2 separate regions of the Homo sapiens genome follow, and region 1 is linked to region 2. A link is a contact called in ENCODE Hi-C or POLR2A ChIA-PET data. All regions are on one chromosome and are shown on one strand. Each heading gives the region's core, a stretch centred on a gene start or an enhancer-like site at or near the end of the contact. The rest is flanking DNA. Distances are from core to core; before and after follow the strand shown.

Region 1 (5,891 bases), core at 2,075-4,574, 2.7 Mb before region 2:
TAAAAAAACAGAGATTTTACTCATTTTGTTCTGTGAATGTTATGCTTTATTTAGAGAAATGAGCCATCAAACAGGGAAGACAGCACTGGTATAAGATGAGCTGGCAGAGACCTTCAGGTGGTCACAAGAGAACACAGTGAGCAATGGGAAAATAAGGCAATTCTCTTAGCACTGGAAGGCGTTTAACAGACCATCTAGTTGGTCAGCTCCCCCTAGCTTACCTTTCACCCTTTGTTTTATAAATAGGGAAACTGAGATGAAATCACCCAAGACTTTTGGGACTGTCTACCAAAAATCACACAACCAAGTCAGAGCCAGAACCCAGGTTTTCTAACTATGATAGTTGTGTTACTGTTGTGCCATCCTGTCTTCTGAGATGTTGGCCCATCTTCATCAGAAAACTTTGATCTGGAGCTGTCGGGAGCCGTAGAATAACAGAGCAAGCATGGATGTCTTGGCTTGCCTAACACTGCTCCTCACTTAGTGTAAAGAGCTCTTGGCCGGGCATGGTGGCTCATGCCTGTAATCCCAGCCCTTTGGGAGGCTGAGGCAGGTCAATCACTTAAGGCCAGGAGTTTGAGACCAACCTGGCCAGAGTTTGTTTGTTTGTTTTTTGTTTGTTTGTTTGTTTGTTTTTTGAGAAACTCCATCTCTCCTTAAAAAAACAAAAACAAAACCCAAAAAATTAGCTGGACATGGTGGCACACGCCTATAATCCCAACTACTTGGGAGGCTGAGACGTGAAAATCGCTTGAACCTGGGAGGCGGAGGTTGAAGTGAGCTGAGATCATGCCACCAAACTCCAGCCTGGGAGACGGAATGAAACTCTGTTTCAAAAAAACCAAACAACAACAAAAAAGAGTTCTTAATGCTCCTGAAAGTTATTATCTAGCCTCTGCTTAAATACTGGTTCATGAGATAGCCCACTCCCCCAGGGTGGTGATCCCAGATATACTACCCTTTGATTTCTGTCCCAGTTCTTCTATTTGGGGTCTGGAGCACCTATGATGTGTCAGTCACTGTACTATATGAAAGAGATACAAAGTAGGATAAAATGTAGCTTCTTCTTTCTAGGAATAACCCTAGTAGTAAAAGAAACAGACAAGTAAATCAGCAATGATGGTTCAGTGGGGTAAGTGGTATTGTTAGGGGTATGTACTTTGCTACGGAGGAGGAGAACCTAAATCAGACTGGAGAATGAGGAAAAGCTTCCTGAAGGAGGCAACCCTTGAGCTAAGTTTTGGAGTAGGAGATAGATGAAGCAAGAGAAAGGGCAGTCACACGAATGAAAGAGCCTGTGGAAAGTACATTCATCAGCACAGCACTTTAGAAAATGGTGTATGGTGTTCTGTAGGGCTGGAAAAAGGGAGATTTGTGGCCGGTGATGAGAGGAAGGGTGAGGAAAGGATGCAGAGGCCAGATTGTGAAGGGCCTTCATGGATAAGCAGTCTGCATCGTGTATGATTGTATTGTCAGAATGTTATTTTATAGCTCATTCCTCTTAAGATGCTTTCAGATTTAACTTGTCCTGCTTTGGAACATGAGGATCAGAAAAACCTGGATTCAATATCTGGCACCACTTAAGCCTCTTTGAGCCTTAGAAGCCTCGTTTGTGAAATGAGGGTGATAGTAGCTTCTCCCAACTTTCGTGGTAAAAAAAGAATCTAGACAGGCACCTCATAAAGTGCTGGGCTCATTGCAGATAGAAAACCCGCTTGTTTCTCCCCCCCGCTTTTTTTTTCTCAAAGTCTCTGAATAATTACATTCAGCGTCCCTACCTTGTCTGCTAGGAGTTCTAACATTAGATTAACATTTTCTTGCAAGAATTCTGTCATTTTTTAAACCTAACCACACAATTCTACATTTTGGAGTGAAGGTAAGCCCAAAGTAAAGGTTTCCCTTATTACTTTTTATGGCTTGATAGAGAAAATAATGAGGAAGGTAAGTTATGACTTTTCCACATATCCTGTTTTACCAGGCCAAGAGTTAGATGATGAGGATACTCAGAAGGCAAAGAAAGTAGACAAAAGGTCAGGGAAGCTATTTAATTTGGTTGACGTATATGGAGGAAACAGTACTGATATGACAGATACGTTTTGTTTGAAAAAGCATTTTGTGCCTACTCAAGTATAGACACAATATATCCTGAGCAGCGAGTGGGCATGAATCCAAGCGGGTGTAAGAAATACAGCAACGCTAGGGAAGATTCAGAAAAGAAAGAGTTGAGTTATTTTAGTGAAATGATAGCTCAAGTTAGAGAAGTGCATGCTGAGAGAAACGTTGACGTTAAAGAGTAAGGACTGGCCACATTTTAATTTCCTCTAAGGATCTTTTCTAAGAGAGGAGAAAGAAATGTTACAGTGGAAGTGAGTGTAGTAGGTGATGGGAAAGGGAAAGGGGGAAGATTGAATATTGAAAACAGGAATGAAGGAAAGGGTGACATGTCAGCTTTATTTTTACTTCTATTGTGTGTCAAAGCGATGGTCTTTCTTTTTTTAGCTAGTCAGGTCTAAACTGTAATAAAATGAAGTCAGAGTGAGATGAACCGAATAATACTCAATTTCATGGAAAATCTTATCTGTAGTTGGCAGTCGTCTCTTTACTTTTGGATTTAATTCCTTTTCATCATTTTCTGTATCAGTTCTTTTGAGAGTAGTTGGCTGGTGCTGCAGATGAATACATGCCTATTGGTGGTTTGGTATAATTTGTCTTACATTGCATCTTCACTGGCAGTGTTAGCCTGATGATTCGTTTCTAGTTTAGCAAAATGAGAATTAGTTTAATAAGATGTTGAGATGGTGATCAGTTTTCCAGGGGTTTGGTTCTGCTCAAGAGCTGGCATCCAATATGCCAAAAAGGCAATAAGCAGGGTGGATCAACTGCCTTAAGATGGGTATGCAATGTTCAAACCAAAGGATGGCATAGTGAGAGACAAATCATTGCTCCAACAGAATGGAAGAAGTTGCTGGAAGATGACTTCGCTGGCAGGCAAGGAAGGAAATCAAGAAGTCAGTTTTTACCACCATCACTAAACCCTTCCCAGAGTACCGAAGCAGGCTCATACCCAGGGGAGTAGGGGAGTAGTACAGGAGGAGGAGGAGAAGTAGAAGGAGGGAGACAAAGACAGGGAGAGGGAATTAGCTGAGGCTGGGGAGACAGAGAGTCACAAGAGAAGAAAGGAATTCTTGTGAACTACAGTGGTTTGTAGGACTCAAAAGTAAGCAGGTGGAATTAACCTCATAAAAAATAATGCTCTGCCTGCCTCGCTAGGGGTAGGCACCCAACACGTCACACGTCCTGTTTTGCTCCCTCACTTGTGTCAGCTCAGATTATTTCCTGCCTGTCCACTGCTAGCCTTTTGTGGCTGAATATCAGATCTTGACTGAGCATCTGAGCATGTGCTGGCCTCTATGGATGAGGAAGCCACAATGAATCAGACATAACTTTTCTTCTCAAATTCGTTTATCTTAAAAAGCATTTATTGTAGAGAGTATACTATGTGCCATATACATTAGTAGGTGCTAGTATAGAAAATACCAAGAGGCTGAATACTGTGGCTCACGCCTATAATCCCAACACTTTGGGAGGCCCAGGCAGGAGGATTGCTTGATCCCAGGAGTTTGAGACCAGCCTGGGCAACAAAATGAGACCCCATCTCTGAAAAATGAAAAAATAGAAAATAATGTTATCTATTTGTATAACCTAGTAATGAACATAGGGTCATTTGTAATTTTTTGCATTTACAAACAGTGTTCCTATGGAAATTCTCTTCATAAGCGCCTCCTAGAAGACACATCAAGAGGTCTGTCAGCTATAAACTATAGCAACATGCATCAACATAAATGAATCTTAGGATATAATGTTGAGCCAAAAAAAAAAAAAACCCAAAACAAATTGCAAAATCATCAATGCAGTATGATTCCATCTGTAAGTAGCCAAAAGTATGCAAAGCTAAACATACAATATGTTGCTTAGTGCCTCCTTATCCATGGGGGATACATTCCAGTACCCCAGAGGGTGCCTGACACCATGGATAGTACTGAACCTCATGTATACTGTTTTTTCTTATGTATACATACTTACAATAAAGTTTAATTTATAACTTAGGCACAGTAGATTAACAACAATAATACTAAAATAGAACAATTATAACAATATACTGTACTATCTATACTCAGGTATCAGGTAAATCTATTTGGATGTAGGAAAGTTTCTTGAAGGAGGTGACATTTAAGCCGGATCCTAAAGGATGAATAAAATTATGAGCGATCGCAGTAGTGAAAAAGATATTTTTAAAAGAGGAAACTATGAATAAAGATATAAAAGCTATGACCTGGCAATCATATGCCAAAAAAAAAGAAAAGACATAAAACCACATGGGCGGCCAGGCGCGGTGGCTCATGCCGGTAATCCCAGCACTCTGGGACGCCAAGGCAGGAGATCGAGACCATCCTGGCTAATGCGGTGAAACCCCGTCTCTACTAAAAAATACAAAAAAAAATTAGCCAGGTATGGCGGCGGGCACCTGTAGTCCCAGCTACTCAGGAGGCTGAGGCAGGAGAATGGCGTGAACCCGGGAGGCGGAACTTGCAGTGAGCTGAGATCGCGCCACTGCAGTCCAGCCTGGGCGACAGAGCGAGACTCAAACAAAAACAAAAACAAAACACCACATGGGCCCACAACCTGACTTGGGAATGACAGAGAAGCCAGGATAACTGAAATACGTGTTGGGTGCAGGGAAACACAGGATGGGAGTAGATTATAGGGGGCGTTTGATGTCACACGAGAGAATTTTGTCTTTATTCTGCAACTACTGGGTAGATCTCCTGTTTCTCTTTTGTAAAATCAAATCTGTTTTTAAAAAAGATTTATCTGATGACAATTTAAAGAATGGTTTGGAAAAAGACAGGGACCAGAGAGATTGACTTGGAAAGTTGCAAGTAAGAGATAATGAATACAGGAGACAAATACCTGCAGTGGAAACGGGAAGAAAGGGCTGAATGTGAGAGTGGCACAGAGATATGATTTGATTAGCACATGAATTTGGAATAAACTACCACTGTTTTAAAATTTAATTTGCGACAGTCTTGCTGTGTCACCAAGGCTGGACAGTGGCTGCAGTGGTGCTATATTGGCTCACTGCAACCCCTGCTTCCTGGGGGCTCAAGCGAGCCTTCCACCTCAGCTTCCTGAGTAGCTGTGACTGCTGGTGCCTGCCAGCATGCTCGGCTAATGTTTTAGCATTTTCTGTAGAGACAGGGTTTCACCATGTTGCCCAGGCTGGTCTCAAACATCTAGGCTCAAGTAATCTGCCCGCCTCAGTCTCCCAAAGTGCTAAGATTACAGGTGTGTGAGCCACCACACCTGGCCTACCACTTTCTTTATCGTCCCCTTTTCTTCCTGTTTTTCTTTGGCCTGTTCCTTACTGCCTCTGGCTCATCTTGATCTGCAATTTTATTGGTATAATTGCCATATTGACTCAGGAAACTAGCTACCAACTACATTTTAACTAGCATCTTTAAAACGCTTGTCTGAGAAAGAGTAACAATGTTTACTACAAGCATTTATACCAGGGCAAATGGTATAAGGACTAAGGAGAAATACACTTTTCCTAATTACAGTGTTGACCCCTTAGGACGCTGAGCATTTGTAATTTAATTACATCAGTGAGTTAATGTGGAAAAGTACCTGATACACTTCGTGTTAGTTTCATTTTGCTTCCAAGTATTACTTTCACTTTCTTCTTTAATTTTTTGAAGTAAAGAGGATTATCAGATTTAAACAAAGTTACACAAAATCCTTTTTAAAATTAAAATAATCATTGTTGAAAATCTTGCTGAAGTTCTGTTGTGTTTCTGTAGGTACAATGAGCTAAACACGTTTTAATCTTA
Region 2 (6,614 bases), core at 1-2,500:
AATGGCATAGAGCTATCCAAGAGTTTCTGCTGTCGCCGGTTGAGAAAGATGCCAAGTTAAGATCAAGGAGTTGATTGAGGTAACTACGGGAATCTGAGGAAACATCGTTGCTTAACTGTAAAAACTAAATCAAACTATTTCATCCTCCTCAAGACCACAGCAACATCCATCTTGCTCCTCTGTAGCGTGGACGGGGCAGAACCCAGGTGTTAGGAAACGCACCTGGTCTGCTCCCGCCCACTAGGCCCTGGGCACCTCGGGGCTAGGGACAGAGGTTTGGAGCAACTCACCCCGGAGACTCCGTTGATACTGCCCCAGAATCTCCTCCAGGGTAGAGTTCTCCGGGGACTTCGCCATGCACGCACTCTAGGCCCAGAGCTGGGAGTTACGTGGGGAAATGTCCAGCTTTCTCCCTTCCGAGAACAACAGGCCTGTGGCCGGGGAGCGCCCGCCTGCTTCCTGCCGCGGCTGTCACAGGGGAGCCTAGAATCCCGCACAGAGCTCTTGGGGGCTCTTCCCACCCACTGGCCCTCGCTTTGCACGTCGGGAGTTGTAGTCCTCACGTTCAGAACCTGCAAGCTCGACAATCCTCAGGGCCTTCCAGTTACACTACAATTCCCAGAAACCACTGCGCTCCAGGCGCTAGCTTGGACGGTTTGGCTGCCAGAGCCTGCTGCCAAGAGACAGGCTTGCAGGCCCCGCCCTTTTCCTCCAGCCCAGCCTGGTTTAGTCCCGCCTCCATCCCACTCTTCAGCTGCCTGGACCACCCAAATGACAGAAAGGGCTCACTGAAGGCCTTGACGCTTCGAAATTTGCTAATATGCAGCAGTTGATCCCCAGGCTACTCAAGGACGCAGATAGTAAACTCTGAACCCTGCTTCAGTTGCGAGATTTTTTAAAACGGTCGAATAAATCTTCAAGAAATAGAAGCTCTAAATCTTCCAAACAGCCTAGATTGTAAAGGCGGCCGACACTACAACTCCTAGCATGCCCAGCAACCGGACCTTCACTTGGAGTTGGCGCTCTGCCCGCTGGGAACTGTAGTCCTTGTTGGTTGCGGTCCCACCTAACGCCGAGGTCCTCTTCATTGTTCAAGCTGGTCTTTCGGGGCACGCCTGCGCAGTGGGCAAGCTGGAAAAGCGTGTGGGTGAGACCCTCGCACAACCCCTTTTCATTGTCTGTGTGTGGCGCCTGCGCAGTAAGGGATCGTTGGAACTGGGCAGGAGGGGATAGGGTCCGGCTCCTCGCCCTTTCCCGAGGCGCCTGCGCACTAGGCAGTCGGTCTTTGCCGTTACCGCTATGTGTGGGGCGTGTGTGGAATAACGTTATTGCCCAGCGGAGCTGAGGGCCCCGGAGCTCGACCGCAGCGGCAGCGACGACAACAGCGGCGACGACGACGACGACGAGGTGGGGGGAGGACGGCGTGCGAGAGACTCACGGGACGCGACGCGCCCCGCCTCCCCCGTCCGGTCCCTCTCTCCACGGTAAGGGGTAAGTGATGCGATCGGCTGCTCGGTGTAGGCGCCGCAGCCGCAGCCACCGCCGCGGCTGCTTTCCACATCCTGCTCCTCGGGTTTGCGGCGAGGACTCGGGCGCCGCCCGCCGCGGGGCGGGGGTGCGGGGCTGGACCGCGAAGGGGGCGCTTCCCGGGTGCTCCGCGCGGCGCCGCCACCCCCACCCTCTGCCCGCCTGGGACCCGGGGCTTGACGGGACCACCCTTCCCATCCCCCACCCGCCGCCCCCCGGAGCTCCAGTCCTGCGGCCCCCCGGCTTTCCCGAGCCCCTTGCTGCCGCCTCCGCATCCCCTAAGTGCATTGAATCATTTTCAGCTTTCGACTGGCTTTGTGCAGCCCTCCCCCCTCCGCCGTAGCAGTTTGCGAGGGGTGCGGGCGGAGCATTGGAGGGAATGGCTGCGCTGCCGCTGGGGAAGGGATTTTTCCCCCATTGGAGCAGCTCCCCGGGCCAATCCCTTTTGTGTGATTGGTTTTGGGGTGTGAGGCGGTTGGCGAGGTCAGGCGAGCAACCTTTTGGACGCGTTGGGAGGGCGTGGAAGACGCGGTGTCATGCACCCTGCCTGGCGACTGCACCCCGTGGAGGCTCTGGCTCTGTAGTAAACCCGGGGGAGGAGAGAGTGGCTTCCTGTCGGCTTCATTGTCCTAGGATTCAGATGTAGGGTTTTGGTACGTTTCGCTTCCATTTTATGCAAGCGATGAAAAAATAACATTTGCAGCTGCCTAACACAGGGCGGGAAGACGTGGGATTTGTATACTAAGTCACAGAATCTCTGTTCGGTGGTGTTTCGTAGAGTTTTATTTATTTATTTATTTATTTATTTATTTATTTTGAGGAATGTAAGGAAGACAGGGACTATGCCTGCTGGAGTCCAAGCACTGCCAAGGTGATCAATATAAAATTACTAGGTGACGTTGGAGCCTGGGCTAGAGAGGGCCTGACAACGAAGCTGTTGTGTCAGGGAAATGAACAAGCAGAATTGTTTTTTCATTGGGCAGGTAATGCATTTATGTTCCTGAGGGAATGGATACATCTTTCCGTTTATTTTTTAAGCAAGTAAAACAAACAAAACAACTGGCCCAGTACATTTCTGTTACCGAAGTTGTTAACTCATTTTTATTCTCTTAATGAAAATTCAGCCATTTGGGAGGAATTTGGCGAAGCAGATGATACATTTGATTGAAAATGCATATTTTAAAATGATTTAATCCTTAAGCTTACAATGTATGCAGCCGTTTGCTGGCGTTGCTTCTTAAAACACACCAGAAGAGAGAATAAAGCAGGATGGGGAGGAGCAGGTGGAGGAATAATGGGAGAGGAGAGAGTGACATTATGACTATAGTATCTGGATCTTCACTGGTATAACCCTAACTGGGTATGCTTCAGAGACTTAGGAATTCAGCTCTGGAAACAGTACACTGATGAATAGCAACTTATGTATTTTTCTGTTATTATTTTTTAAAAAGTAAAACTAGGGCTGCCTTTAGCTCTTCCTAACTTTGTAGATAACACGGAAGAGCCCAAGTGCACTTGACAGAGGAAGACACTAAAACTCAGAAAGTTAACTGACTTGTCTGCCCAAGCCAGACAGTTAATCGAAGGCAGAGCCAAACGAAACTCAAGGTCCATTCTGCAGAGTGATCTTTCCTGTGTCCCCCTAGCCCTTTTACCTTGTGAAAATGTATGGAAAGCTTCTCTATGTGCTCCCTGAGTAGGCTGTGACTATCACTGAACTTGATTCTCACCGTGATTAATCTAGTTCTTGCCTTTGTGATGTAAAAGTAGTAATCCTCCTAAAATGGACCTTTACTTTCATAAAGTAACTTACTACATGAGGAAAGATGTCCTAACATGTGCTTTTCATAAAAACGAAGTGTTGCAGTGTTTTCCCTACTACCTAATGGTAGCTACTTAACGGTAGGTTTTAATATTATTTCTTGAAAATCAATAGTATTTTATAATAGTATGATGATCAACTCTATAGGCTGTGTTAAAAATAAAATTTCCGCATAACAAGAACCTATGATGTTTATTTTGCCACAGTTAATGAGTTGTAATCATTAATGAGTTATTAGTGATTACTTTTAACTTAAACTAGAATTTACATTTTAAGATATATTAACTTTATGTTTTTTATTGGGTTGATTTTGCCATAAAGTGCTTTTTTCTTCCCTTATAATTTTAATCGTTTAATTTTACGTTGCATTTTAATAGACTTCTTTAAAGGATTTATTATTTATCTTAAATTTCAACTTTAAAAATCTGTAACTAAATTTCAGTATGTGGGATTATATTCAATCATGCTTTAAATGTATTTTACTGGTAAATTTCATTGTGTTCTGAGATTATTTTGTATGGAAATAATCTGCCTGTTCCCTATTTTAACATTAGAATAGTGAAATTTATACTGTAAACCTTAGCATACATTCTGCATATTAATGCTGTTATGGTACTTTTTAAAATTCTGTGCTTCGTGATTTATTTGATTTGTTCCAAGTATCAGTTTCTTGTTCCTTTTTATCTACTGAAAAAAAGAACTAGTTTTATTATTGTATCTGATTGCAATTAGATAATGCTCATCTAGTACTAAATATTGTATATGCTTAAGCTTTTTTGTCAAAATGTTTTTTATTCCACAAAATTGTATTCCTGAAAAATATTTTTTCTATACTAATTAATAGGTAAAGACTTTTCTTTCTTATCTGTCCCAAACACTGGGATGTTAAGCAGTGTACTCTTCAACTAAGTATCTGACAGACAACCTGATATTTAATTGCTAACTAAAGTATCTGTACAGTTGCAAATTATTCTGGAAGTATAACAAAAGAGCAGTTACGTGCCATTTGAAGAATGCTTGGTGAGTAGATAGTATTGACTGGAGCATTCAGTGTTGATCTGTTTCATTAAGAAATGGGATACTTTTGATGGGAAGAAATATCTTTATTTCATTAATAACCAAAATTTCTAATCAGATACCCTAGGTTTTTATTTACTTACTCAAAAATTTCATAAAGGAGTGTTCAGCAGTGAGTTAGCCATTGTGAGAGATAAAAAACATCTGTCTGGTAGTGTGGTTGATTAAACTGGATATATTGTCCAGTTTAGCAGAAATGTTTTAGCCAAAGCCAGTGACATAGCCAATGTGTGTTGCTGTTAAAGCCCACTTTTATATCAAATAAAGGTGGAAAAACAAAACAGCAAAAGCAAAGTTAAAGAAAACCTCATAAAATCTACTTACATACAAACAGGAATTGCAGAAAGTATAGAAGTGGAAAAGAATCCCAAGCATGCATTGTTGAGGTCTGAAAAACAAATGACACATAGCAGAGAACAAGTCATTTTTTAAGTATATCCATAAGTAATAAATGATATAGAAAATATTACCCTTTGAAACACAATATTTATTGAATCGTTGAATAATACCTACCAAATTTTGAACATTTCCTAGGTGCCAGGAAGTTTATGTGTGTGTGGTGTGTGTGTATTTAATTTCTGCAACAAACTTCTAAATTAAGGTATTATTTTTACACATTGAAAAAATTTGAAGCATAGAGTTAGTGAATAACTTTGCCTCTGCGTTACACATTCCTAAGTGATAGGGCCTATAATTGAACCTTTGTCTTTTTGGCTAAAGCCAAAATTCTTTCTACTCATCTTTTTTAGTAAGTTAAAGGGTACCACTTATTTCCTTACTCTGGTTCATAAAATTTTAGAATTCAAGGGAACTTTAGAAGTCAGCTCATACAATGTATCACCCACTACTAATATCTCTGAGATGTTATTGGGTCCAACTTCTCCACAAACCCTTCCCTGGGCATAGGAAAGCCTGTTTAGCTTCCAAAAAGTGTAATAGGAAGATCTCACTTAAATTGAGCTAGTAGCTGCTTTTACTATATAACTTCTTCCCACTGGTTGCAATTCAGTCTTTAGGAGTAAGATGAAGTAAGGTTTTTCTCAATATATTAGCTAGATTTTCTCTTGTCTAAATGTTAGGACACCTCCAACTTCATATGGTTTCCTTTGCCATCCCTCACATCTCTCAGCTGGATTCAATCAGTTTTGTCAGTGCTATTCTTTGTGTTCTGATCTTGTTTCCATATTTAATTCTGCAGTTATGGTCTGAATGCAAAGTGCAGTGAAATTGTCCCTTTCCTTATTTCAAGCCATACACTTGTGTTTAAAGTCTAAAATTGTATCAACTCTTTAACAACAGTCATCTCTGCTAATTCAAAGCAAAAAGCAGAGAGAGAGAGAGAAATGTTACATGGCTTTTCAAGTTATATTTATGTAATTCAAGGTACTATTTTTTGAGATTTTGTTCTCCTTTTCTAATGTTCATAAATGGCCTTTATTAAATGATAGTGTTAGTAACACCTATTAAGTAATGATAGGTTAAGTTTCTTTTGATGTTGGTCATGGGGTTTTGTTTTATTTTAGTGTTCCTGATTAACCAATAAAAAGTTGGCAGCCTTATGTTGATTCTTAATTTGTTTTCTGAAAAATTGGTCTGGAAACCACTGATGTAGTCAACATAAACCAACATTTTTACACTTAGCTAGATTTCTCCCATTGTGTATAAACACACAGGTGATGTTTTTAAACCAGTATTTTACCATTGCCTCCTATTAAATTTCATCTCCGTGAACGTAGCTATAGTTAAAACTTGAGATCTTCTTGAATCATGATTCTGTCATCCAAGGGATTAGCTTTCCTTCCTGGCTTTTTGACATTTATAAATTCAACAAGCCAAACTCTTATGTCTCCATCCTGGCCATATACTTAATATAGCCAAGGACAAAGCCATGCACATTTATAAATAGAATGAATGTTACATAAATAAAAGATGCTGGGAGGAAAGGTGACACAAAAATAATGAAAACCATTCGGATGGGTTTTTTTTGTTTGTTTGTTTTTGGGGCCTTTTTGTTTGTTTTTGTTTTTGTTTTTTTGAGACGGAGTCTTGCTCTCTCGCCAGGCTGGAGTGCAGTGGCTCAGTCTCGGCTTACTACAACGTCTGCCTCCTGGATTCAAGCTATTCCCCTGCCTCGGCCTCCCGAGTAGCCGGGACTACAGGCACGCCCGGCTAATTTTTTGTATTTTAG

Evidence for each region. Hi-C counts contacts between places; a loop is a spot of excess contacts on that map. ChIA-PET counts read pairs that join two places held with the same protein, here RNA polymerase II (POLR2A). Pooled maps may share reads with other maps.
Region 1: a loop to region 2 is called in a map of naive thymus-derived CD4-positive, alpha-beta T cell, with 7 times the contacts of the local background. The contact joins the enhancer-like site here to the promoter of CEP170 in region 2. A Hi-C loop is called at or near these places in 1 of 168 maps with a recorded cell type or tissue (naive thymus-derived CD4-positive, alpha-beta T cell) and 8 of 50 pooled maps. POLR2A ChIA-PET finds 5 or more read pairs at or near these places in 1 of 52 experiments (GM12878).

The regions. Positions count from the first base shown.
Region 1 is chr1:245,953,869-245,959,759 of GRCh38, reverse strand. The region is part of intron 5 of SMYD3 (SET and MYND domain containing 3); the gene reads left to right. Among named protein-coding and RNA genes, the nearest start is that of SMYD3-AS1, 150 kb to the left of the region's middle. Within about 2 kb of position 3,324, at least 3 of the 41 ENCODE cell types and tissues checked have a DNase peak (open chromatin) inside an H3K27ac peak, as active enhancers do.
Region 2 is chr1:243,249,917-243,256,530 of GRCh38, reverse strand. It overlaps CEP170 (centrosomal protein 170), which reads left to right and starts at 1,250. Exons shown (of 20, transcript NM_014812.3): 1 at 1,250-1,491. SDCCAG8 (SHH signaling and ciliogenesis regulator SDCCAG8) reads right to left here and starts at 490. Exons shown (of 18, transcript NM_006642.5): 1 at 291-490. The coding sequence starts at 357.